2 separate regions of the Mus musculus genome follow, and region 1 is linked to region 2. The links are chromatin loops, found by intact Hi-C in ENCODE. Cell type or tissue: left cerebral cortex. All regions are shown on one strand. Each heading gives the region's core, and the rest is flanking DNA. Links, peaks and the distances in the headings are about the cores only. Region 1 has its middle 38 kb from the start of Gm23440. Region 2 holds the start of Rapgef2 (Rap guanine nucleotide exchange factor (GEF) 2).

What was found. Peaks named below come from ENCODE experiments on the same cell type or tissue, not always from the same donor. Only the 100,000 strongest peaks of a DNase experiment are listed, where the experiment ranks them.
Region 1: a loop joins it to region 2, with 5 times the contacts of the local background. A loop is called at or near these places in 2 of 42 quality-filtered maps.

Annotation. Positions count from the first base shown.
Region 1 is chr3:79,011,500-79,023,878 of GRCm38, reverse strand. No RefSeq gene overlaps it. Among named protein-coding and RNA genes, the nearest start is that of Gm23440, 38 kb to the right of the region's middle. In left cerebral cortex, for the core only: a CTCF peak has its summit at 6,823 (motif pointing left); DNase peaks (open chromatin) are centred at 6,285, 7,340, 7,882 and 8,068; H3K27ac peaks cover 2,852 bases.
Region 2 is chr3:79,137,384-79,149,762 of GRCm38, reverse strand. It overlaps Rapgef2 (Rap guanine nucleotide exchange factor (GEF) 2), which reads left to right and starts at 4,017. Exons shown (of 24, transcript NM_001310536.2): 1 at 4,017-4,907. The coding sequence starts at 4,848. In left cerebral cortex, for the core only: no CTCF peak of the experiment used is centred there; DNase peaks (open chromatin) are centred at 5,519, 6,333, 6,900, 9,331 and 4 more places; H3K4me3 peaks cover 3,921 bases; H3K27ac peaks cover 5,511 bases.

The sequences.
Region 1 (12,379 bases), core at 2,338-10,337, 130 kb after region 2:
TTTTTCAGTCTTTGCAGATGGAGATAATATTTCCTGCAGAGATGCTGTCGAGAGCTAAACAGCCCTTCCAAATCACAGTCAAGTTCACCCTGTAGACTTCGGTGCGGGCAGAACCTTCCTGGGGTGGTTCATATGGACCACTAGCCTCCTTTTCCCCAACCGTGGCGATCGCGCACCCCACAAGGGCTCCTGATGGACACTGGCTGCAAATTTCTACTCCCTAGCCGCTTGACAAACAGGCTGGAGTAAAGATCTGCATTTGGATGCATTGACGTTGCTACTGTTCACCCTCTGAGAGCATTTCTGAGGCAGGCGAGTGATCACTCAGGATAGGCCATGAAGAGGTACCAGCCAGCCCTGCTCCTCAGGCAGAGCATTCTGGGAAGCAGATTTAGTCCAAGCACTCGTGCGATGAGCTGTTCATACCCTCCATGATTCAGCACACAGAGACAACACTGGAGACAGAGGTCTGGCCTGTAAGCCATAGAGATAAAGTCCTTGGATCTAGAGGTGTATGTCACCAGTATTTTTAGGTCCTACACATGACCCCTTCCTGTCTTACTTCACCCTCTTAGCGATATCCCATCCTCCTGTCTTTCCTAGCCACGTTTTCTGATTCTTCACTCTTTTGCATTTGTCTCCTCTCTTTGGATTGGTTCGCTAAGGATTGACACCGTTATCACCGTTCTGCATGAAATCCTGGTTTGTTCCAAGTAACAGGCTGGTTTTCCTCTATATTTATTTACTCTTTACAGCTCACAGCAAGGCCGAGCTATGGCTGTGGACAGTATACACACCCCTCTTCTTAGTCCAATTTCCACTCTCAGGGAGACTCAAGCCAGCACAACAACCTTCTCAGGCCTCTCACAAGCTGCTCCCCCTTCCCTTTTCACTCACTATAATGAGCTAACATAGTTCCCAAAGGAGGCTCTAATTAGAACTGCTTATCCTTGTCCCTGTAGGATACCACCAAAATAAACCCCCTCAGTCTACACCCTCTGCGACCACTGAGAGATTGTGCTATGCTGTGTGGCACTCCTCACATGAGAGACTGCGTCACAGACCCAAGATGGGCTCAAGGGCTCATTGACATGAGGACACGAGACTAAGGGCGGTGGGTGGGTGTTCTGAAACCTAGGCCAACAGGAATCAGAGTGTTGCAGGATGCCCTTGAAGGCTTGCACATCAGTGTTCACAGAGGTCGCAGGCACAGCCTCTCTCCAAAGGCTTCGATCCAAACTCAGTGGCGCACAGCTGCTGCCAGCACCCTCAGAGATATTGACACATCTCCTTCTAATGTCTGCTTCTCCTTTGAGCTTTTATCAACGTCTGATCTGCCTGCTTGCTTTTACTTTAGACACCAATGCTTGGTTTTCCTGGGCTCTGTTTCCCCAGTTTGCTTTTCCTCTCTGGGGTGACTCTCTCTCAGCCTCTTTGGGACAACTCTTCCCCTGTTTGTCACCTCTAAATGTTAGAGGACTCATGGGCTGCAGACTTCCCACACTACACAAGTTTCTCCTACATAAGCTCACGTAGCTCCAGGGCTTTAAAGACCACATCTAGGCAAATACATAAACAAAACCAAAACAAGACGAAATAAAACCCCAAACCCAACAATAACAACAACAAAATACCCAGGTTCATTTACTCAACTTAGGAGACACCTTGGAACTCAAACTCCATCTGACTGCCCATTCTCTATGGCTCCTTGGTTGCTAACAGGAATTCCATTCCCAGGTTTAATAAACTATGGCTAGCCAATGTACACGGCACTGCTTAGTATTTACATGTGCACTCAAGTAATTCAGTCATGGACAGATAATGGGCCATTAGCAGGATGTATGCTAGACCAGTATTGTTGGGTTAGAATAGCTGAGAATCTGCCCAGCTGTAGTGTCCAAAGCTTATAATAAATATAGTAAGTTTTCATGTTCTTATTCAGGATCTGGAGTGGTCCCTAAGAACGTTAGCTGCATTTTCCAATTCTCCAACCTGCACTTCACTTACTTTGTAGCCAGCACTAGCCTTCCTCTTTCACTATTACTATTATTGTTATTACTATTACTACTTTTATTATTAATAGAAAGCTTTTGGGGCTGCTTCTAGGAATTTGGCATGGATTTGATATTGGACTGAGACAGTGAAGTAGGCTCAAGGCAAGTACAGTGGAAGAATGTATTGCACTCTTTGCATCTGGATCAGCCTGATAAACCCTTAGACATAGTGACCATGGGACTTGGTTTATTGCCCTGTTTGATTACTTTGATTTTTGTCCTGTTTGTTCCTTGGCTACTTTTTCTTTTTATGCTTTAAGGACTGACCATATTCTTTGTATGTACCCAGAATAATATAAAAACAGACTAGAAAAAATTAAACTCACCTTTAGCTTCAGAACTGGCTGGGGTCCTGTTATAGTGCTTAATTGTCCTGTCTAATTGTCTGTTTCTCTTCAATCCTCCCTCCCTCCCTGGAAAAAAATCCATTGACTGACTGAGCTGGCTTGGTCAGTTATTATTATTATTATTATTATTATTATTATTAATTTCACTGTTTAGCCTTCTGGTTTTTTAGGCATTTCTACCCAGCATCTTTGTGCTTGTTCTTCCTTCAGTCTTGAATACCCTTCCTCTAAACCTTTCTAGTACTGTTTCAAACACATATTCCTTGCCTTTGCTTGAAAGAAGGCCCTTCTTCAGAGAGACTTCCTAAATACTCTATACAAAATTTTTCTGGTATTATGTCTCTAAATCTTATCCTCAATGCTTTCCTTTTTAGCATTTAGCAATTTTCATGACATGTGTATACATGTATATACACATACATATTTTAAATGTTTGTGTTCTAATAGTACACGACTGCCAAGGAGGAAGCCCTGGTCTTTCCATTTTTCTTGGATAAAGCTATAGTGATCCCTTGAGGGTAGCTTTGAGATCCTGGCAACTTGGTATCTCTTGGCACTAGGTAATGATGTTCTGAAAGCTCCCAAGGAGTCAATCACTTTTACTTAAAGTGGTAGTTTTTATGGCTAGCTAACTTAAAATAAATAAAATAGTTAAATGTCATCATGGACTCTTTGCATCAGGTTTGTAAAGAGCTGTTTCAAAGTTGTGTGGGGTGGTTCACACACACAGACAGGAATAGCAAAAGTTTAAGGCCACCCAAAGCTACATAGTGGGGACGTATCTAAAAAACAAATAAACAAGAACCAAAACCAAGCTAAATGCATGCTTATACAGTTCTCTGTTTCTTGTGTCAAGATCTTAACTCTGTTATAATTTACTAAGCTGACTATATTAAACTTCCTGACAATTATTCTAAAGCACAGTTTAGTCAGTTGGCGCAGAGTGAGTTCTTCATCATTTTCATGCCCATCACCAAGGAAGTGTGTGAAAGATTGTCACACCTAGGTTGTGACTGCTGAGGGAGACCTCATAGTACTTTGCAGATGATGGTATACTCATTTGTTCTTGTTTCAAATTTTGGATCTGACACTCCGTATTGTGGAAAAACCACAGGTCTTACTGTAATTAATCATACATTTGAGTTCAGGACATATCATTCCAATGCTGTATGATAATGGCCTATTGTTGCGTATACTTGATATCTAACTCCAAATCTTTAAAGATGAAATAGGAATGATGCTGCATGTCTTGTCCTTGAGAGAGGAGCACAAACATCTACTTGCCCCAAATCAGGCACTGACAAGAGACTACCTTGGTTCCAGGGCAAGTTTAGCTTGGTGAATCAATTAGTTCACAGGAGCTACTTACAGGAATGTGGCGAATCAGAGGTAGATGAATCTCCAAAAAGCACACCTTAGCAATCATGTCTTCATCACTAGAGTTCCTGCATAACTTGATGGCAGAGTCATTGAATAGTTTCCTCTTTCAATAATTGTTTAAACTTATATATGCTGGCGGAGGGGCTTCGTGAGTCCTCTAAGTTTCTTGTAATACTTGAAAGTTTCCGGTGAGCTTCAGTAGTCATAGTCCACTGTCCAAAAGGTTTCCCCCAATGATTGAAGCTCATAGCAACATAAAATCAATGGGCATAAACAAAAATGCCCTTTAAAAGACAGTTTGCCAAGTACATCATATTCATTGAACCAGACAATAGCAGTGACATCTCCACTGAACCCTGTGACCTCCCCAACTACAGGCTCTTGCTTATAGTAGCAAACATGAGTTTCTGCCTGTGGAGTAGGCCTGAATCAGAAAGCAGTTTTTGCACCCATAATAGCTGTCCACTCTTTTGTCAGTTACTGTATTTTGTTTAGTGTGTTGGTAATGTGTGGCAAAGAGTTTATAACCTAGCAGAAGAGTTGGCAATGATTATCCTTTAGCATCCTGCATAAACCTCTGGCATAACAAAAGACAACCAGCAGGGAGAAGTTCATTTTTATCCTGATTTCTCCATGTCCAGAAGCCAGGAATTGTGATATTCTCAGCAATAATGATTTACCATCTAGTTCTGGCATGCAACCACAGCAATGGACATAGAAGTTGACTGCTTCTCCAAAAATATGTCAAGTGGTAACCCACACCTGACATTAGGATTTTTAATTCAGTAACATTCTGGCTTCTAGGAGTGCATTTTTCTCCACCATTCCCCACTGTGCTGGGCTGTTATTCAGGTCTCTATCTGCACTGTAAATCTGTGGGTCTCTTTTTCCCTTCCATTAAATTTGCTTGGGTTCTATATTCAATGCTTTCCTAATCATTGTGATAAAAATACCTGACAAAAGAAATGTAAGGGAGAAGGTACTATTTCACTTAGGCTATTTGGAACATTGGAGTCGATCATGACAGAAAGGTGGTACAGCAGTAGGATGGTACAGCCGGAAGGCGGTACAGCAGGAAGTACAGTAGGAAGGTAGAGCAGCAGGAAGTACAGGAGGAAGGCAATACAGCAGGAAATACAGTAGTCAATGCAGCAGGAAGTAAAGCAGGAAGGCAGTGCAGCAGGAAGTACAGTAGGAAGACAGTGCAGCAGGAAGTACAGTAGTCAGTGCAGCAGGAAGTAAAGCAGGAAGGCAGTGCAGCAGGAAGTATAGTAGGAAGGCAGTGCAGCAGGAAGTACAGGAGGAAGGCATTGAAGCAGGAAGTACAGGAGAAAGGCAGTGAAGCAGGAAGTACAGGAGGAAGGCAGTGCAGCAGGAAGTACAGGAGGAAGGCAGTGCAGCAGGAATTACAGGAGAAAGGCAGTGAAGCAGGAAGTACAGGAGGAAGGCATTGCAGCAGGAAGTAAAGCAGGAAGGCAGTGCAGCAGGAAGTACAGTAGGAAGGCAGTGCAGCAGGAATTACAGGAGAAAGGCAGTACAGCCAGAGTACAACAGGAAGGCAAGGGGATTGGTCACATTAAATCCACAGTCAGGAAGTAGAGAATGATGAATTCTGGGACTCAGCTTGCTTACTCCCTTTTGTATAGTCTAGAGTCTCATCCCATACAATGATATACAGTACGTCTGCCCATCTTAATTAACCCAATCTGGAAAAACAAAAACAAAAACCCCCAACAACAACAACAACAACAACGACAATGACAACAACAACAACAACAAATCCACCAAACAAAAACATCCCTTAGAAACAGGCTAGTTTCCAAGGAGATTCTACATCCTATCAAGTTGACAAGTATAACCTTTACAGGTTTCAGTTTTTTGGATCCCAAGAAGGGCCAATTAGCACAGACCTAATTTGTACTATTTTTCTTTGCATTCTCCCAGCCATAAAAAAATGCTAACACAGAGACACTGTGTCTTTTTTTTTCTTCCATTTTTCCTGCAAACAAACAAACCGACCAAACCAGAGGCTCATGTGGAGGATTGCATATACATGTCTCCTCATTGTAACTCAACCTTCCTTACACACACAAGTTCTTACTGCAGACAGATAAGCCTCAAAGACCAAGAACCACTGCTATCTGCCTGCTTGTGATCTGCTTTTCTTCTCTCTATTCTGCTTTCAGTAGGAACTGGTATGTATTCCCAGTCTACCCGTGCTTTGAGTGTGTTCCTGTGGACTCCAGTCATTAAGGAAGAGTATTATGCAGAGGAAGATGGTCATGCTGAGATTCCTGCAAGAATGCTTCACTCATAGACATCTCAGCCTTGTTTTTATGTCTTATCGCCCACAGCAGGGGCTGGGGGGTATACAACCCCGATTACAGCCAGGAGACATAGCACCCCATAATGCACTGGGAAAGGTGGCCATATGGCAATTGTCCCCCTTCCACTTGAATGCTTCCCACGGTTACATCAGCTCAGCAGTGTATCTTATCAGCCTTTGCAAGATCAATGTAACTGCTCTTCACCGACTCATCTTTGGCTTTCAGTTCCTGTTCATGTGCCAATTACATAATATGAGTTTCCTTGGGGAGACATGAAAAAGCAAATATTCCACAGGTAGGCCCTGAGGACAGGCTAAAGAGATGATCCAACTAAGTCTGTCATCGTGAATCAATGAGTTTACGGGTGTTACTTACCGAAGCATGGGTGGCACAAAGGCAGCTACATCACCAAAAAGCCTACCGCAGTGTGAATGACAGCTCAGGAAGGCAGCATCCCTAGCGCTCCCTGAGCAGCTCGAAGGCAGTTCTACCGAAGAGTTCCCTCTTGCTCAGCCATTGCTTATTGCTCATACACCCGCAGAGAGAGGACTCACAACTTCATGAGTTCTTGAAACTTCCTTGGGGCCTTTGTGAGTCTTCCTCTCGCATTCGCTCCTCCCATCCACAAGGGGGATACTTCAATCCGGATGAAATAGCTACAAGATAAATAATAATACTACTACTTTTACTGTACAAGGGTATAAAATGCTTGCCTGCCTGCACTTGTGGGAAAAGATGCTCGAGAGACGCCCCCTGTTGGTGGTATGTGTCTGGGACGGAGCAGGAGCTGAAAATGGTTTCTGCGTGACAAAGGGATGAAACCACACACACTTTCTCTTGAGGACATGTAGGTGATGGATGTGCAGTCTGAACGTGGAATTAACTAAGGAGATACTGAGTAGTTTGAGGGACTCTTATCTTCCATCTGTTTTCACTGCGGTTCAACTCCACAGTGCCGTGTAAAATTTGCAGTTAACGGTGGGGTGAAGGGGAATATCTATTTGCTATGAGACCTGGATTTTCTAGGTAAAATGGAAAGGACAAAATGAAACACCACACACACACACACACACACACACACACACACACACACACACACACACACACACACACACACGGACTTCCTAGTAGAAACTTAGCTACATATTGGACAGAAGTGTGTGGCTCCCCAGTCACCGCGTGGGAGTCCTTTATGACTTACTCTACAAATAGTCTTTTTAAAGCGAAACAAAAGAGAGAGACTATTTAAAATTTTTACTTATCATCCAGGTAAGCTTTCACATTGACAGAAGATCAAAACTTCAAACTGTTGGGGAGGGATGACAGGGAGACACTGAGGATACCCGCATGACCTTCCCCCAGATACTCCACAGAGGTGGAGCAGGCTCAGCAGGTTGTGGACTGCAGATCTTTTTATGGCTGAGTTATTAAAGTCATGTGTTGCCTTTAGACTTGACATCGATCTGAAGATGATGCAATGGTCTGTAAGAACCTGGGGGTTCTGACTTGAGCAGTGAGAGTTTGGCTCACCTTAAAAAAAATAATTTCATACTTCAAGAGAGGAACTAGCCTGCTGCCAAGGGTACCAATGAGGGCAGCACGGAGGCCCTGGCTTCTTTCTGCTCACCTCACTTTGCTCTTGGATGTGGAATATTTTTCTCAAGATGAGAAAATGTAGGCTCTAATCCTGAAGGGAATGAGGCTTCGTGTCTCTGGTGTGTGTAGGAGGCCTAAAATGCCATTTGTTGGTACGGATAGCTCTCTGGAAATATCTTAAGACACCCCTGGAAAATGTGGTGAGTGTTCTTTGCCTCTAAGGTTCCCCAATTATATAATTGTTCATCTTAGGAGCCATATATAGAGTGTGTGTGGTTTTTTCTTTCTTTCTTTCTTTTCTTTTAAAGAAGGAAAGTGAACGAAGGGCCTTAACTTTGGGGAGTTCTGAAGAACTCATCAAATGTCGCCAGCTTCACATGCTGTCCTCCTCAGGATGGGAGTGCTAGAGAGTAGGCAGCCATCTGGTCCCTGTGAGCACAGCAGATGAGTGCTGAGCACTGTGTACACAGATATGTCATCTTTCTAAACCTCGAAGGGATGAACGTGGTCTTTCTCCTGCTCTATTGAAAAGCTAAGATGTGGGCTTAGAGCTGGTGGGATACCTCTAACCCCAGCCCTTGGAAGCAGAGGCACAGGGCCTGTCAAGACTTTGAGAGGCCAGCCTAGGGACTATGAAGTAAAAGCCAGGTCAACTGGAGTTACACTGTGAAACTGTGATTTTAAAAATTAAATGGGTTGGGGTGAGATATCTGGGTTAGCTTGAAGGGATGGCAAGATCTCTGAATGTACCAGTGCTAGGTTAAGGCATTATTGATTTATTAAATACACAGACACTCATAGTATCCCCCTTGGACCAGATGGCAAATAGACAGACTTACTATTCTCATAATAGAAAAAAAAAAAAAAGACTTTAAATCCCTTCATTGCCACTGTATTGGGTGAAATACAGACCCCAGATCCACTTCTTAGAAATGTATGGTCTTTGTTTAAAAAACAAAGTCTAATTTTTGTTTAAAATCTTTTTCTTATATAGATTGATTTTATTTTGTGTGTTCGAGTGTTTTGCCTGCATTTATTCGTATGTAGCTTATGTTTTTCCTTCCTGGTGCCCTCAGAGGTGGGAAGAGTTGGATCCTCTGGAACTGGAGTTATGGTTGGTTGTGAGCCATTATGTGTGTGCTGTCTTCCAAATCTGGGTCCTCTGCAAGAGCGGCAAGTGTTCTTTTATTTATTTATTTTATTACATATTTTCCTCAATTACATTTCCAATGCTATCCCAAAAGTCCCCCATACCCTCCCTCCCCCCTTCCCTACCCACCCATTCTCATTTTTTTTGGCCCTGGCATTCCCCTGTACTGGGGCATATAAAGTTTGTGTGTCCAATGGGCCTCTCTTTCCAGTGATGGCTGACTAGGCCATCTTTTGATACATATGCAGCTAGAGTCAAGAGCTCCGGGGTACTGGTTAGTTCATAATGTTGTTGCACCTACAGGGTTGCAGATCTCTTTAGCTCCTTGGCTACTTTCTCTAGCTCCTCCATTGGGGGCCCTGTGATCCATCCAATAGCTGACTGTGAGCATCCACTTATGTGTTTGCTAGGCCCCTGCCTAGTCTCACAAGAGACAGCTATATCTGGGTCCTTACAGCAAAATCTTGCTAGTGTATGCAGTGGTGTCAGCGTTTGGAAGCTGATTATGGGGTGGATCCCTAGATAAGGCAGTCTTTAGATGGTCCATCCTTTTGTCGCAGCTCCAAACTTTGTCTCTGTAACTCCTTCCATAGGTGTTTTGTTCCCAATTCTAAGAAGGGGCACAGTGTCCACACTTTGGTCTTCATTCTTCTAGAGTTTCATGTGTTTAGCAAATTGTACCTTATATCTTGGGAATCCTAGGTTTGGGGCTAATATCCACTTATCAGTGAGTACATATTGTGTGCGTTCCTTTGTGATTGGGTTACCTCGCTCAGGATGATGCCCTCCAGGTCCATCCATTTGCCTAGGAATTTCATAAATTTATTCTTTTTAATAGCTGAGTAGTACTCCATTGTGTAAATGTACCACATTTTCTTTTTTTTTTTAATTAATATTTTTTATTACATATTTTCCTCAATTACATTTCCAATGCTATACCAAAAGTCCCCCATACCCTCCCCCCCACTTCCCTACCCACTCATTCCCATTTTTTTTGGCCCTGGCGTTCCCCTGTACTGGGGCATATAAAGTTTGCAAGTCCAATGGGCCTCTCTTTCCAGTGATGGCTGACTAGGCCATCTTTTGATACATATGCAGCTAGAGTCAAGAGCTCTGGGGTACTGGTTAGTTCATAATGTTGTTCCACCTATATGGTTGCAGATCCCTTTAGCTCCTTGGGTACTTTCTCTAGCTCCTCCATTGGGGGCCCTGTGATCCATCCAATAGCTGACTGTGAGCATCCACTTCTGTGTTTGCTAGGCCCCGGCATAGTCTCACAAGAGACAGCTTTATCTGGGTCCTTTCGATAAAATCTTGCTAGTGTATGCAATGGTGTCAGCGTTTGGAAGCTGATTATGGGGTGGATCCCTGGATTTGGCAGTCTCTACATGGTCCATCCTTTTGTCGCAGCTCCAAACTTTGTCTCTGTAACTCCTTCCAAGGGTGTTTTGTTCCCAATTCTAAGAAGGGGCATAGTGTCCACACTTCAGTCTTCATTCTTCTTGAGTTTCATGTGTTTAGCAAATTGTATCTTATATCTTGGGTATCCTAGGTTTGGGGCTAATATCCACTTATCAGTGAGTACATATTGTGTGAGTTCCTTTGTGAATATGTTACCTCACTCAGGATGATGCCCTCCAGGTCCATCCATTTGCCTAGGAATTTCATAAATTCATTCTTTTTAATAGCTGAGTAGTACTCCATTGTGTAAATGTACCACATTTTCTGTATCCATTCCTCTGTTGAGGGGCATCTGGGTTCTTTCCAGCTTCTGGCTATTATAAATAAGGCTGCTATGAACATAGTGGAGCATGTGTCCTTCATACCGGTTGGGACATCTTCTGGATATATGCCCAGAAGAGGTATTGCTGGATCCTCCGTTAGTACTATGTCCAATTTTCTAAGGAACCACCAGACTGATTTCCAGAGTGGTTGTACAAGCTTGCAATCCCACCAACAGTGGAGGAGTGTTCCTCCTTCTCCACATCCACGCCAGCATCTGCTGTCACCTGAATTTTTGATCTTAGCCATTCTGACTGGTGTGAGGTGGAATCTCAGGGTTGTTTTGATTTGCATTTCCCTGATAATTAAGGATGTTGAACATTTTTTCAGGTGCTTCTCTGCCATTCAGTATTCCTCGGGTGAGAATTCTTTGTTCAATTCTGAGCCCCATTTTTTAATGGGATTATTTGATTTTCTGGAGTCCACCCTCTTCAGTTCTTTATATATATTGGATATTAGTCCCCTATCTCATTTGGGATAGGTAAAGATCCTTTCCCAATCTGTTGGTAGCCTTTTTGTCTTATTGACAGTATCTTTTGCCTTGCAGAAGCTTTGCAGTTTCATGAGGTCCCATTTGTCGATTCTCGATCTTACAGCACAAGCCACTGCTGTTCTATTCAGGAATTTTACCCCTATGCCCATATCTTCAAGGCTTTCCCCCACTTTCTCCTCTATAAGTTTCAGTGTCTCTGGTTTTATGCGAAGTTCCTTGATCCACTTAGATTTGACCTTATTACAAGGAGATAGGAATGGATCGATTTGCATTCTTCTACATGATAACCACCAGTTGTGCCAGCACCATTTGTTGAAAATGCTGTCTTTCTTCCACTGGATGGTTTTAGCTCCCTTGTCGAAGATCAAGTGGCCATAGGTGTGTGGGTTCATTTCTGGTTTTTCAATTCTATTCCATTGTTCTACTTGTCTGTCACTATACCAGTACCATGCAGTTTTTATCACAATTGCTCTGTAGTAAAGCTTTAGGTCAGGCATGGTGATTCCACCAGAGGTTCTTTTATCCTTAAGAAGAGTTTTTGCTATCCTAGGTTTTTTGTTATTCCAGATAAATTTGCAGATTGCTCTTTCTAATTCGTTGAAGAATTGAGTTGGAATTTTGATGGGGATTGCATTGAATCTGTAGATTGCTTTTGGCAAGATAGCCATTTTTACAATGTTGATCCTGCCAACCATGAGCATGGGAGATCTTTCCATCTTCTGAGATCTTCTTTAATTTCTTTCTTCAGAGACTTGAAGTTTTTATCATACAGATCTTTCACTTCCTTAGTTAGAGTCACATCAAGATATTTTATATTATTTGTGACTATTGAGAAGGGTGTTGTTTCCCTAATTTCTTTCTCAGCCTGTTTATTCTTTGTGTAGAGAAAGGCCATTGACTTGTTTGAGTTAATTTTATATCCAGCTACTTCACAGAAGCTGTTTATCAGTTTTAGGAGTTCTCTGGTGGAATTTTTAGGCTCACTGATATATACTATCATATCATCTGCAAAAAGTGATATTTTGACTTCCTCTTTTCCAATTTGTATCCCCTTGATCTCCTTTTGTTGTCGAATTGCTCTGGCTAGGACTTCAAGTTGAATAGGTATGGAGAGAGTGGACAGCCTTGTCTAGTCCCTGATTTTAGTGGGATTGCTTCAAGCTTCTCACCATTTACTTTGATGTTGGCTACTGGTTTGCTGTAGATTGCTTTTATCATGGTTAGGTATGGGCCTTGAATTCCTGATCTTT
Region 2 (12,379 bases), core at 1,681-9,680:
TATAGGTGGAACAACAATATGAACTACCCAGTATCCTGGAGCTCTTGACTCTAGCTGCATATGTATCAGAAGATGGCCTAGTCGGCCATCACTGGAAAGAGAGGCCCATTGGACTTGCAAACTTTATATGCCCCAGTACAGGGGAATGCCAGGGCCAAAAAGTGGGAGTGGGTGGGTAGGGAAGTGGGGGGGAGGGTATGGGGGACTTTTGGGATAGCATTGGAAATGTAAATGAGGAAAATACCTAATTAAAAAAAAACATAATGTGTCTTATCAATGAAATGAGCTTAATGGGTAATTTGAGAGATGGTGAATAGAGAAGCAATTATCTTGTGAATTTAATTTTTATTTAAATTTTGGTGTGTATTTCTAACTTTTACAAATTTAACTAAGTAAACTTGCATTATTTACCGAAAAAAAAAAAGAACATACTATTTTCCTCAATGTCAGAGGAATAGATATAGTAAATATGTTAGAAGGAAAAGGCATGAAGGAATTCAACAGAATTCCATTTAGCTGGGGTTCCTTTACATTAGGGAGGTTCCTGAACAAGGTATTCTACTTTTTTAACATTGTAACTAGAATTTAAAAGTTTTCACTTCCTCACACAGCAGAAGGGGTTTGTTTTGTTTTGTTTTTCTCTGTTGAATGTTACTAAGTGTAGATGGCTAAGAGATGAGGTAAATAGAACACAGGTCAGGGCTTCTCACTTCTAGGCCACATAGTTTATCTGTGCTCATATAAACCTGTACTATAGGATTCTTCTAATCTTTGGTTCACTTTATTTCACAATTCGTACCTGACATAATTGTGTCAACGTGTAAGAAAGTGTGGCTGATAAACTTCCAAGTTGTCAGTACTGAGTCTTGAGGTATGAGTGTTGTAGGCATGAAGCCAGACCCTGAAGCTGTCACGCCAGTACAGAGAAGCTTCCGTGCCCGAGGATGTGTGATTTTCTTACTTCATCTCTCAGGTTTCCCGATTAGGTTAGTTTCCTTCTTGAGAGAAGTGACACCTATTTCCAGAGAAAGGCAGCAGTAAGTGGCAAACCTTGCTGTTATAGGGCAAGACACCACCGATATGAGGCTACTGAAGTTTGAAGGATTGTTGGCATATAGATGTAAAGGGACATGGGCTAGGAGACAGATGTGGAGTTTGATGGTTTAGGCCTTGAGTCAGTCACTTCTGTATTGTGATAAATGTATGTGACAATTAAGTTTACCGTTACGTATACACTTCATTGTTATTACCTTCAGAACCTTTTCATCTTCCAAACTCAGACTAATCAATAACTAATCACCCCCCCCCACACACACACACCCATGAACAATCCTAGCAAACACCTAGCCTGGCTGTCTCTGAAACCTGACTAGCTTAGAAACCCAGAATTTAGTGGCTTACAGCATTTGTTTGTTCATAACTGGCTTATTCCACTTAGCCCACTGTCTTCTAGATTGACTCTGCTGTAGTGTGCACTCCCTTTGAAGGCCTCTGCCTTCATGTCCTGTTGGATGTGGTAGATACCACTCAATTTGTGCATTTATGTGTTGATTTTGGTTGAATTACTTGTTTTTCGTGCCATTGGCTTTTGAATTATATCTGTTTCAGAACACTGTTTGAAATTTCGGCAGAATGCTGTCTGAAGAATAAAATACGGTCTTGCCAGTGTCTATTCCCACTCAATAAAACTTTGATGCATCCATTCAGCGCACTTGTGGGCGAGCATGCTGTGCACAGGGCTTGAGTACAGTCATACAGACATGGGAGCAGCCAGCGTGGACTTAGAGTGTGTATGGAGAAGCAGTGGAGCTGCTTAAATAGTGCCAGGACAAACTGTAAAGTCACAGCTGTATTAAGATGGACTAGGTTGTCATAACCCTGGGAGGACATTGGGCCGATTCGTATATTGAAGTGGAGTGAGAAGCAAAAGGAGAGTTTAGGCAGAGGAGATAATCTACTAAGGCCTCCATGCCTATCCAGGGAGCAAGAGAAACTCAAGAGGTCTAGGGTGAGCGTGAGCGTGGTATGAGCATGTACATCTTTGCATAAAGTACTTACCTGTGTATTTCCATGCTTGTGCCATAGCTCACAGATGGAGGTGTGAGGACCTACTGTGTGTGAGTTGTTCTCTCCGACTTATGTGGGTCTGGGTCAGACTCAGGCTGTCAGACTTGGCAGCAAGAATTGTACTGAGCTGCCTCACCAGCTCAGAGTGTGTAAATCTTGGAAGTCAGGATGATAGAGTTTTTTTTTTTTTTCCCCTGTCCTTTGGTTTGGTAAAATGGCACATTTTAGTCTGTTTGAGGAACATAGAAGATGGAAGATAGGTGTGAAATGATGAGGCTTTGATTTCAAAGAGCTTAGAAATGAATATGGCAAGTGTGTTGGATGTGTAGTGTACACAATGAATCCAGACTGTTGGCTTTTTTGGGGGGCAGGGTTAAAGGCCAAATAATAATTCCTGGAAGGGGATGATAGCAGCAGAGATGAAGAGAAACTTAGATGAAGGAAAACTAGAAACAGTGTAATGGATATCAGGAGGAACGGGTGTTGAACATGCTTCAAACATGTATAACCCTGTACCAGATCCAAGCGGCTTTTTATCTGCATAACATACAGGATGGAAAAACAGGGAAAGTCGAAAATGAGGAATTCTTGCAAGATTTGGTTGTGAAGTGTGGGAAGAGAATGTCTGTAGACATAGGAAATTGTGTCTAAGGAGGAATCTAGTTTAATTTTGCCTTTGAGGTAGGAGAGGCACGGACGTTTAAAAGTTGACAGGGCAGATCTTTGGTTGGGAGCAGTATGTTCAAATCTGTGGCGATTAGGTAATGAGTAATGTAAGAAGTGTAAGAAGTGGGTGGGAGGCAGGGAGAAGAATCTCCCATCATGATTGGAAAGAATAATTGCCTTTTGTTACGGAGGGGAAGAGAGAAGAGGATGGATACGGTCTTCAGATAGACAAGAGACCCAGTAGGAATCCCTGACAGTGCCAAAGGCCACTGTAAGAGATGACATGTTTTCCATAACTGCTTTCTGTCCTCTCTTCCATTCAAAAGTGTAGCTGCTTGTGAGAGCTGATGGAAGTGTCTTTATTCCTCGTCAGCTGTAATGCAGCCTCCTCCCAGGTAACCTGTGTGCGTAGGTGAAATTAAGACCGTGGGAGAATAACATTTCTTCATTAATTTCAGTTCCACCTCTAGAAGTTTGGTTTGTTTAAAAAAAAAAACAACCCAGGTGGTTTATTATAATATTATTGACACGACCATATGTGCATCTGTGCGTGCGTGCGTGTGTGTGTGTGTGTGTGTGTGTGTGTGTATATGTGTGTGTGTGTGTGTGTGTGTGTGATTTCATCTTCTAAATTTAACAAAGCTTGCTAAGCCTGCATTTTATAAATTTTAAGACAGTCTTATTTACTATGGCACAATAATACTTGAGGGTGGGGCAGAGGTCACATTGATTCCTTTCTCCCCACCTTGGTTAAAAAAAAATTCATATTTTAGTTCAAAGCTGTTCAAGTAAGTCCTTGCTCCGTTTTCCCACCCTGTCTTCAGTGATATTATTTGGAGTCAGCAATCAATGGATTCCATCCCTCTGAGACTTGCTTAACCTACAGCCGCTGATATAATACAGGCAAGAGCTTGTTACTTTATCTGAATTGTCCATCGCTACCTTAATGAGTGAAATGGTTAAGTAGAGGAGGGGGCGAGCCTTAAGGAACGTGTGTACCGTTTGAGCTGAATATTTCAGCGTATATGGGGAGAGGGAGGGAGAGAGAGAAACCCACTTACATCACTAGAACCTCAGCGAGTGTGAGGCTTGCAGGTTAAGAGACAGACTACAGTGTCTTGCTTTCTGCGGGAAGCAGCAATGCCGTTTGTTTCCTAAGAGGGATTTTTTTTTATTTAGAAAAGGAAGCTTTCTCTACCCAGGAAATGGCTTTCCTTGTGCGTTGCTATGCCAACTGCCTGCAGCCATGGTCCTCCAAAGTAAGCACAATAATGTAATTATATTGGTGTATTGCATTCAGACTCATGATTCTTGAGATTGTGTGTGTGTGTGTGTGTGTGTGTGTGTGTGTGCATGTTCCATGTTTCTGTCAGTGACTCCGGCTAGCAGGCATGCTTGTGTTGAGTGTGAGGGACAGACATCATTAAATTAAATGTCCATCAGTGTCATACTGCTGAGATTAATTGTGTAAACTTGGTTAGTGGAGTGGGACAGAGATCACTGGTCACCACTGTCAGCATCATTAGCAGCTAGGGAGGAGGTCCTGATTCACACGCTCTGCCCTGATTTTTTTTTCTCTTCCTCTCTTTTTTTTCCTTGGTTGGAGGGGTCTGTATGTGTGATTGCAAATGAAACAAGAGTGTTAACAATGCTTGGCTGAATGCTAGAGACTAGCTTTTCACCACCCTGGCTAATATAATTCTGTATTAAGCCTTTTGGAGGGGAGTCTGTGTGCAGTCAGCCATTTTAGCTTTTTTTTCCCCCCTTTTCTTTTGCCTCTTGTTCTTCAGCCTCAGAAATGATCTCGTTCTATCAGAAGCCTGAAGGCTGGGTGAGGTTCCCTCAGCCTTGTCAGAGCCTCCGAGGGTTAGAGTTTCAGTGTGATAAAAATGGAGCCGAGCCCTGTCGTTCAGATTCCTTTTCTGTCTACAAGTGTGAAGGGTTTTTAGGCTCACCAGTAGTGACACTTTAAGCTGCAGCCTGGTTTTCCCTCCTCCCTCTTTTTTTTTTTCCTCCCCTCTTTTTCTTTTAATTTCATGCTGTAGAGGGTGACTTGCCGTCGTGAGAGGTTGGTACATGATGTGTAAATTCAGTTCAGCATATGTTTCTTCATTATGAAACCACTGGCCGCGCCTGCTAACCATGGAGTTCTGGGCCAGCAGGAGAAGCAGTCTGTAAGTATCCAGGCGCTGCCGGCATCGTGGGCTGCCTGGCTGGGGGGCAGGCGATGTGGGGAGCAGGCAGGGAGTTCTTTTCCATGGAGCGTTGCTCTTCTCCAGGGGAAGCAGTGTTTTAGAGGGTAGAGAGAGATCCTCTGCTCAGAGGAGGGAGGGAAGGAGGGAGGGAGGGTGAGCTACAGCTCACTCATTCTTCCGATTTTCTGTGATTTCTGAAAATCTTAAGCAAGACCAACAGTTCATTTAAACAGGACCACTAACATTGAGAAATACTAGACAGCTAATTATTATTTTTTTTTGTCATTAGAAAATAATATAGTTTTCAGTAAATGCCCAAGCAGTTTGAGAAACCAGTTTTGGTTGAATTTAGTGAATCATTATAAGAGGTTCTGGCCCATGGGAATCTGGCAAGGAATGCACGTGGAGGTGGGTGGGAGGGTGGGGGCTCTGGCTATTGATTTGGCAATGAAACCATCGGTGGTACACTTCTGACTCCTTAACATTTGTTAATTGGTGGTGAAAGCACACTGTATTGTTTTAGTGCCACAGGAAAGATTACTGCTCCTTTGTAATTGGTCCCATGAGTCAGCTGTGCGATTGTCTTGCTGAAATCCCACAGGCAACAACTGCTATTTGTGAGAAACATATTTCTGTGTCTAACTCCAGGTCAGAGCCTCCTGTTCCGGGAATATGTGCACTCCTGTAGTGCGACTTTTGTGTCACCATGTTACAAGTTTTTTGCCGTTTTGCCAGTTCATGATATTGACATATATATGTGTGCATATGTATGTATGTGAACACATATATGTATATGTATGTGTATGTACATACACACATATATGTTATTCTCCTTATAATGTGCTCAGATTTAGGTGGGTGTATAAGCATTTTAGAACTGTCTCCTTACATATCCTAGACCTGTACATTATGATATAGGAGTTAGTTTTAATTTATTGTAAGAATTGATGCAGTAGTGTTGAACTTTAAAAATACTTATAAACCACTAAAGCCTTGGAAATGAGTAAGTAGGATGCCATGGATTAGAGTATTTGGTTTCGGTTTTGTCATCAGTAAGTGATGAGCTCTTCCGTTGGGTGCAGGGAAGTTCCTTAGATGCAGTGACCCTGAGGAGGTGAATGAGCCTCCCTGGCAAATTCCAGTTCCGTGCCTTGTCCAGCCCTATCCTGGTCGGGTTCTAGGTGTGTTTCCTTGATGAAATCTCTTCAGACCTAATCTAGAAAAGAGCCACCATATGCCTCATTTTCCAAAAGAAAGGTTGTCAAGCAGAACTCGCACTGGAGTCTGATTTTAGTGCAGGTCTTTGGCGCCCAGCTCCATGGAGTTAGTTAGAGCTTCCAAGGAAAGAGTAGAGTGCCTCTTAATCTGCACTCGAGCGAGGCGGCTGCAGAGATTTAGCTCAGAGGCTCAGAGGCTCACCGTGCACCTTTCTCATGTAACCGTTCCCCAAGTGGGAAGGGGTAGCATTTAAATTCCTAATACACGTTTAACAATGAGAATTATTAAAACCATTGATGGGTCAGGGAAGCGACACGTGGATTTTGTGAGATGCTAGAGCTGTTGGAATGGAGAGCACTAAGCGCTGCCCATCGACCAGGAGGCAGTGCTTTGTGCCAGACTTGAGTTTGTTTCCTAATAACTACTTCACATTCTCACCAGACAAATGAAGTGTTAGGATTTGCACCCAGAGCTCAGAGTGCAGGGCATGGGCAGCTTGGGATTCTGCGGTCTGGCTGCTGGCCGTCGTCCAGTTCATTCTGACTGACATGTGTCACTTGGCCGTCGGAAGGGGGAAAACAGCTCAGGTCCTCAGGCAGTGGTGGGTCAGCCCATGGTGATAACTGCAGTGGATAAGCCTTTTTTTTTTCCCTCCTATAATGCTGTATCATAAAAATGTCACAGCTGACTTCAGTTGAGTCACTTCTACCAAATTCAAAAATATTTTAGGTTTTGCTTCTCTGTACAGTCTGGCCCCACCCCCCACGGGACTGTAGAAGGAAGGATGGTACCGAGACAGTGAAAACCTTGTTTGAGGGACTCAGTTACCGTGCTTTGTAAGGGTCTTCCACATCATACAGGTTTTATTCTTTATTTCCTGCCTCACTCGGTGGACATCTCCGTTGCTTGGCCCAAAGTCGATGTATAGTGAACATTCTTAACATTCTCAGTGAATTGGCTTTTGGGCTTAGCGAAATCTTATTTAACCTTTTGAGCTTTTAAACCACTTGAATTTTGTGTATTTCCTCATCCCTAGCCCGTCTCTGTGGGGCCCATTGATAACAAGAAGATAGTTACAGAAATCCATCGGCCCAGGGCTGCTTTGCTTTCATGTAGTGCTTTTTAGTTGGCTGTTGGAGGAATGTTGCCATTTTATAAATACAGATTCCTTGTGAGATCTTGAAAATAGTTCCCATTTCAGAGATGTGTTATAAAACTGCATTTCCAAAACCAACCAATCAACCAACCAACCATGGTGGATACTAGTTGTAAAAATTGCAACACTGTGTTGTTTGGGGAAACTTTCACAGCTTCTGGAAATTGGGAAAGTGTTTGGGTGGGCTAGAGTTGGAAGGCTGAGCCAGGAGGCTGGCAAGTTCAAGTGCACTATATAGTGAGCCCTGTCTCAAAACCAACCGAATAAAATGTCTGCTTTATTCAATACATCAGCTTAAAAAAATTCTATAATTTGAGACAACTCTGAAACTTTGTAAATCCTTCAGATTGGCCTCTTTAACATAATGAACCATCGCTACCATCAAACTGATAACTTGTTTTCGTTTTTTAAAAAAGTGTATAGAAGATATTGATTTGTGCTGTGTTTTGCCCTTCCTTTAAATCATACTCCAAGTTGGGATTAAACGCTAGGACAAGGTGGGGTACAGAAGGGAATGCCTGCTCTGTGTGAAAGGAATGGCTGAGGCAGCTGTCAGTACTGAGCATTTGTTGCCGATCATGTACCACCTTTTACAGTATCTTACTGAATTCCTACAGCAAAGCTCTAAAGGAAAAGGCAGGCTTGTCTTTAGAAGTGAGGAAACTGAAGATAGAAGGAGAGGGCACACAGTACTTGGTAATGTGCACTGACCATTGTTGTGGCCCAGGCTGGGGTATCTTGCATTAAACTTGCAAGCAGTGTTAATGAATGAACCACAAAAGTTAAAAAAGCACTGGCCTTTTATTCTTGGCATGCATGACATTACGATCACCGTTACTGTAACAGCAGTGATACCATGCTGAGATGTACTTGTTACAACTGCATGTATGTAACTTGGCACACTCAAGCTTGCCTCGTCCATATTTTTAAATGAATTATCTGGAAGCTGGAGCGGGATGGCCTGGAAAGGATGTCCTTCAGCCCAGTTTCTTCCTCCTCACCTTCTGTGTCCTTGTCCCTAGCCCCAGCCCTCAGCTCTTTCTTTCATACTATTGATCCACCATTGGTTTGAGCCATAGGTGGAAAACAGAGAGTTAAATATTTCTTTTTGTTTTAGAGGTGTCATGGACTTTCCTGTGTGGCTCAACTAACACTAAGTGATCCTTCTGTCTCAGGTTCCTGAGTAGCGAGGCAGGAGGTGGGAGCCACATCTCCTAGCTTGCTGCCTAACTCTTTAGACATAAACTTCATATCTTAGTGTCCTTAGCCACTCCATCACTTCTGATTGCTTACCACAGTCACTTGGCTCCAGTGAAAGCATAAAGCCTTTGCTGTCCCTACCTCTTGTTAGTGGTGGATCGAGTCCTGCATTTGCCACAGACTCAGCTTTACCACTTGGCCAACCCCCCTCCATCTATGCTAGCTGTGACTTAGATAAATTTAAGCACTTCCCCAGCCCCCCCCCCCCCCGCCTGCCCCCGCTTCCTTTCTCTTCCCTTCTTCTTTCCCTTTCCCCTCTTACTTTGAATCAGAGTCTCCTATATCTCAGGCAGGCAGAAGATAACTTTGAACTTCTGATCCTCCTGTGTGCTGGACTTGTAGGCATGTACCTCCTGGAGAGGGACCCTGGGACTTTATGCATGCAAAGCCAGCACTTTACCACCTGAACTGCATCTCTTAGTTAGACTTCTCTTCTTCTTCTTCTTCCTCTTCCTCTTCCTCTTCCTCTTCTTCTTCCTTTGTTGGCGGTGATGTGGACATCCTCTGTCCTTAGCCTCCCAAGTGTTTGGATTACATTGACATTTTTATGTCCCTTGGCCAAAAAGATAAACGATCACTTAGCTTGTATTGTCTAAATTCCTAAAACCCTTTAAAAAGGTTCCCCCGGCCCCAGTATGGATGATTTTCCTCTCTGCTTTTTAAATTTCAGACAAGCTGGTCTGATTTTACACAGTTGGCTCCTTTTCCTTTCTAGTTTCTCAGCTTGCACTCACTGTACTTCGCTTGGCCTGACTTGTTCCATCTCCAATTTTGTTGCCACTCTGTCTCAGCAGTAAGAATTCAGGAGCACACAATAGGTAATGTTTAATCTTGATAGTTCTTGTAATTGGTGCTTGGAAATGGGCTTGGCCTTTGTGGAGACATGGGAAATCCCACCTTGAACGAGTTCTTCCCCCTTGTATACCATGTGTTATGAGTATGGCTGGAATTTAAAACTGTTTGTCAGCTGTTAAGAATACAGAGTAAGGAGGGCTTTTCAAGGCTGGCAGAATAACATGTAGGACTCAAAGCAAGGGACTGCACAGAGTGAGGATACAGAAGGGTCCAAGGACAGCAGACTCACCACTGTTGGCATGGCCTATGTTGAGAGAGGGGTGCTGGGTCCATGTGTTTGTAGCTGAGAGCTGGAAGAATATAATCCAAAGGCCTAGCATGAGTATAATGTATGTTAACTAGACCATGTTTAAGAAAACTTAATTGATTAAAAAAGCCAGCCGGGCGTGGTGGCACACGCCTTTAATCCCAGCACTTGGGAGGCAGAGGCAGGTGGATTTCTGAGTTCGAGGCCAGCCTGGTCTACAGAGTGAGTTCCAGGACAGCCAGAGCTACACAGAGAAACCCTGTCTCGAAAAAACAAAAAAAAAAAAACAAAAAAAAAAAAAAAAAAAAAGCCACCAGCTCCTCACAGTGGCAGTTTGACCCTGTCTGTTTGCATCGCTTAGTGTGTCTCTTTAACATCGTTTGTTTGATACATTGTCCTTAACAGTGAAACACAGCTCTAGCACTAACTATAGACAGTAAGTTAGCACTCATTCTCAGAGGTTAAAATTCCTCCTCCTCTTATCTGATCCCTATTTTGTCTATTATGACAGATCTATTTCTTGAGATGAAAAAGACTTATCTCTTGGGAAGATTTTTCTCCGTGCTTGCTCAGAGAGAGAGGCCCAGAGGAATCGAGATCCTATTGTATTGTTCAAGGACAAGGTCATCTTGCCTTGGATTTGAGCCAAGAAACCCTGGCAACAAATTAGATCTTTTTAGCCCTGTTAGAAGGGAAGAAATATATTTAGAAACTTGCCAAGGCATTGCATGTGCTGCTTACATGTGTGCAGTTCTGAAAAAGGTCTTTTTTTTATTGTGGTGCACACATCAGTGAAAGCTTCATTATTAGCCAAAGGAAGCAGTGTGCTTCGTAGCTAAAGATTGTTCAGTAATAATCCATTTGAAGATACCTGAGAATAAAATCAATTGATTAGTAAAAAGAGATGACTTGAATTATATTACTAGAAGCTCAAGTAGGTTTTTTCCCCATGATTTAACTGTTTAACTATTACAGGACCACTGATAATAATTTCGGTGTCTTATCTTAGGTCTTTGAATTACTGACAAATAATTTGCATCAAGTGAAATCATCTTGAAGTTCAGACTTAGTGATTTATTTATTTATTTATTTATTTATTTATTTATTTATTTATTTTGGTATACTTATTTTTTAAATACAGTCTTCCATGTTGTTTTAGATTACAGTCTCAAATATCTTGTTCAGATAAACTGTTAAGAACTCTTCTTGTGGGCATAGTTCAGTGGTATAGCATGTGTTTAGCATGGATGATGCCATGTTTGATCCCCAACTTGGCTCAAGAGAAATGAACAACTTCCTGCTGTTGTGTCTTTGACAATCTGTGTGGTTTTTACAGCTTTCCTGTTCATACCAGTAGTAGTCATTATCTGCAGACTTCAGGATTTTGCTTTGATTATGAACTTAAAAAGGATTTTAAAATTAAAATAAGTTATATGTGATATAAACATAACCATGTAATAAGTATGTGTGTATACACACAATTTTATATATGTGTGACTTAAGTGAGCTTTTGTAAATGTATTCAGGGTTCTATTAGGCTCCTAGTTCTAAGATATTTGCTCTGTCTTATCTTTATGTTTGTGTAGTGTTTGTTTTTTTTTTTGTTTTTTTTTTGTTTTTTTTTTTGAGGCCAGATCTCTTGATATAGCCCTGGCTTCCCTGGAACTCACTTTGTATGTCAGACTGGCCTTGAACTCAAAGAGATCCTCCTGTCTCTGCCTCCTGTGTGTTGGTAGCAGAGACACAATGGCTGGCTTATTTCTTCATTAAGAAATGGTCTTTATTTTTGGAAACATGGCACATGCTTGTGGTTATTTATATTTACAGTACTACAATACCAACGCTTAATTAATTACCAAGCTTGAGTGTTGTATAGAATAGGTTAAAAAGAATATTGCCTGGTCTTCAGAATATGAAGTTAATGCAAATTGAGGTTAGTATAAATTCACATTTGCCACTCTAATGCACATAAGTGTGTGATCTAACAGAGCACTCCCAAAAGTGGCTTTCTCCACCAGGTAGGGCATCCCTGTGAGCTCACAGCCTTTGCCAAGAGGCTTTCTTGTTCGCGTGAAACATCTGTGCCACATAGTGCTGGGTTGTTTCACACTCTGCCATTTCTGTGTATTAAAAGGATCCTCAAACTGTAGGCCTTACACATAGTCATGCCATATTATGTTGTTTGTGTGTGCATGTGTGTGTGTGCTTGTGCGTGTGTGTGAGAGAAGGAGAGAGAGAGAAAGAGAGAGAGAGAGAGAATGAATATGAATGAATGAATATGGACATGTAGATTAGGTAGATAATCTTTAGAATCTTACTTGATCCCACAGTGTGTATTGGGTGCCTCTCTTCTTTTTTTACGTGCTTCAGATGGACGTTACTTTATATCAATGTACCAGATTCTCCTGTTTATCAGAAAAACTGAAAAAACATGTGTGGCATATGTCAGTCTTATATTTTATTGATTGAAAAAGTGAGGGGGTGAAATTTTTATTATTAAGATGATATTGTAGAGAAAGCTTCATAGATACATTATTGTTTTTATTGACTTGATTTGATGGTAGAATGAAGCATACCCCTACTATATATGTCCATATGCATGTTTATATTTTACTTATAACAGGGATATATGTCTCTTTGTAAACATATGTAACCCAAAATATCAATTCTAATTGTGATATTTAGTAAAAGCTAAAGTTTTGCTTTATTTTGAGT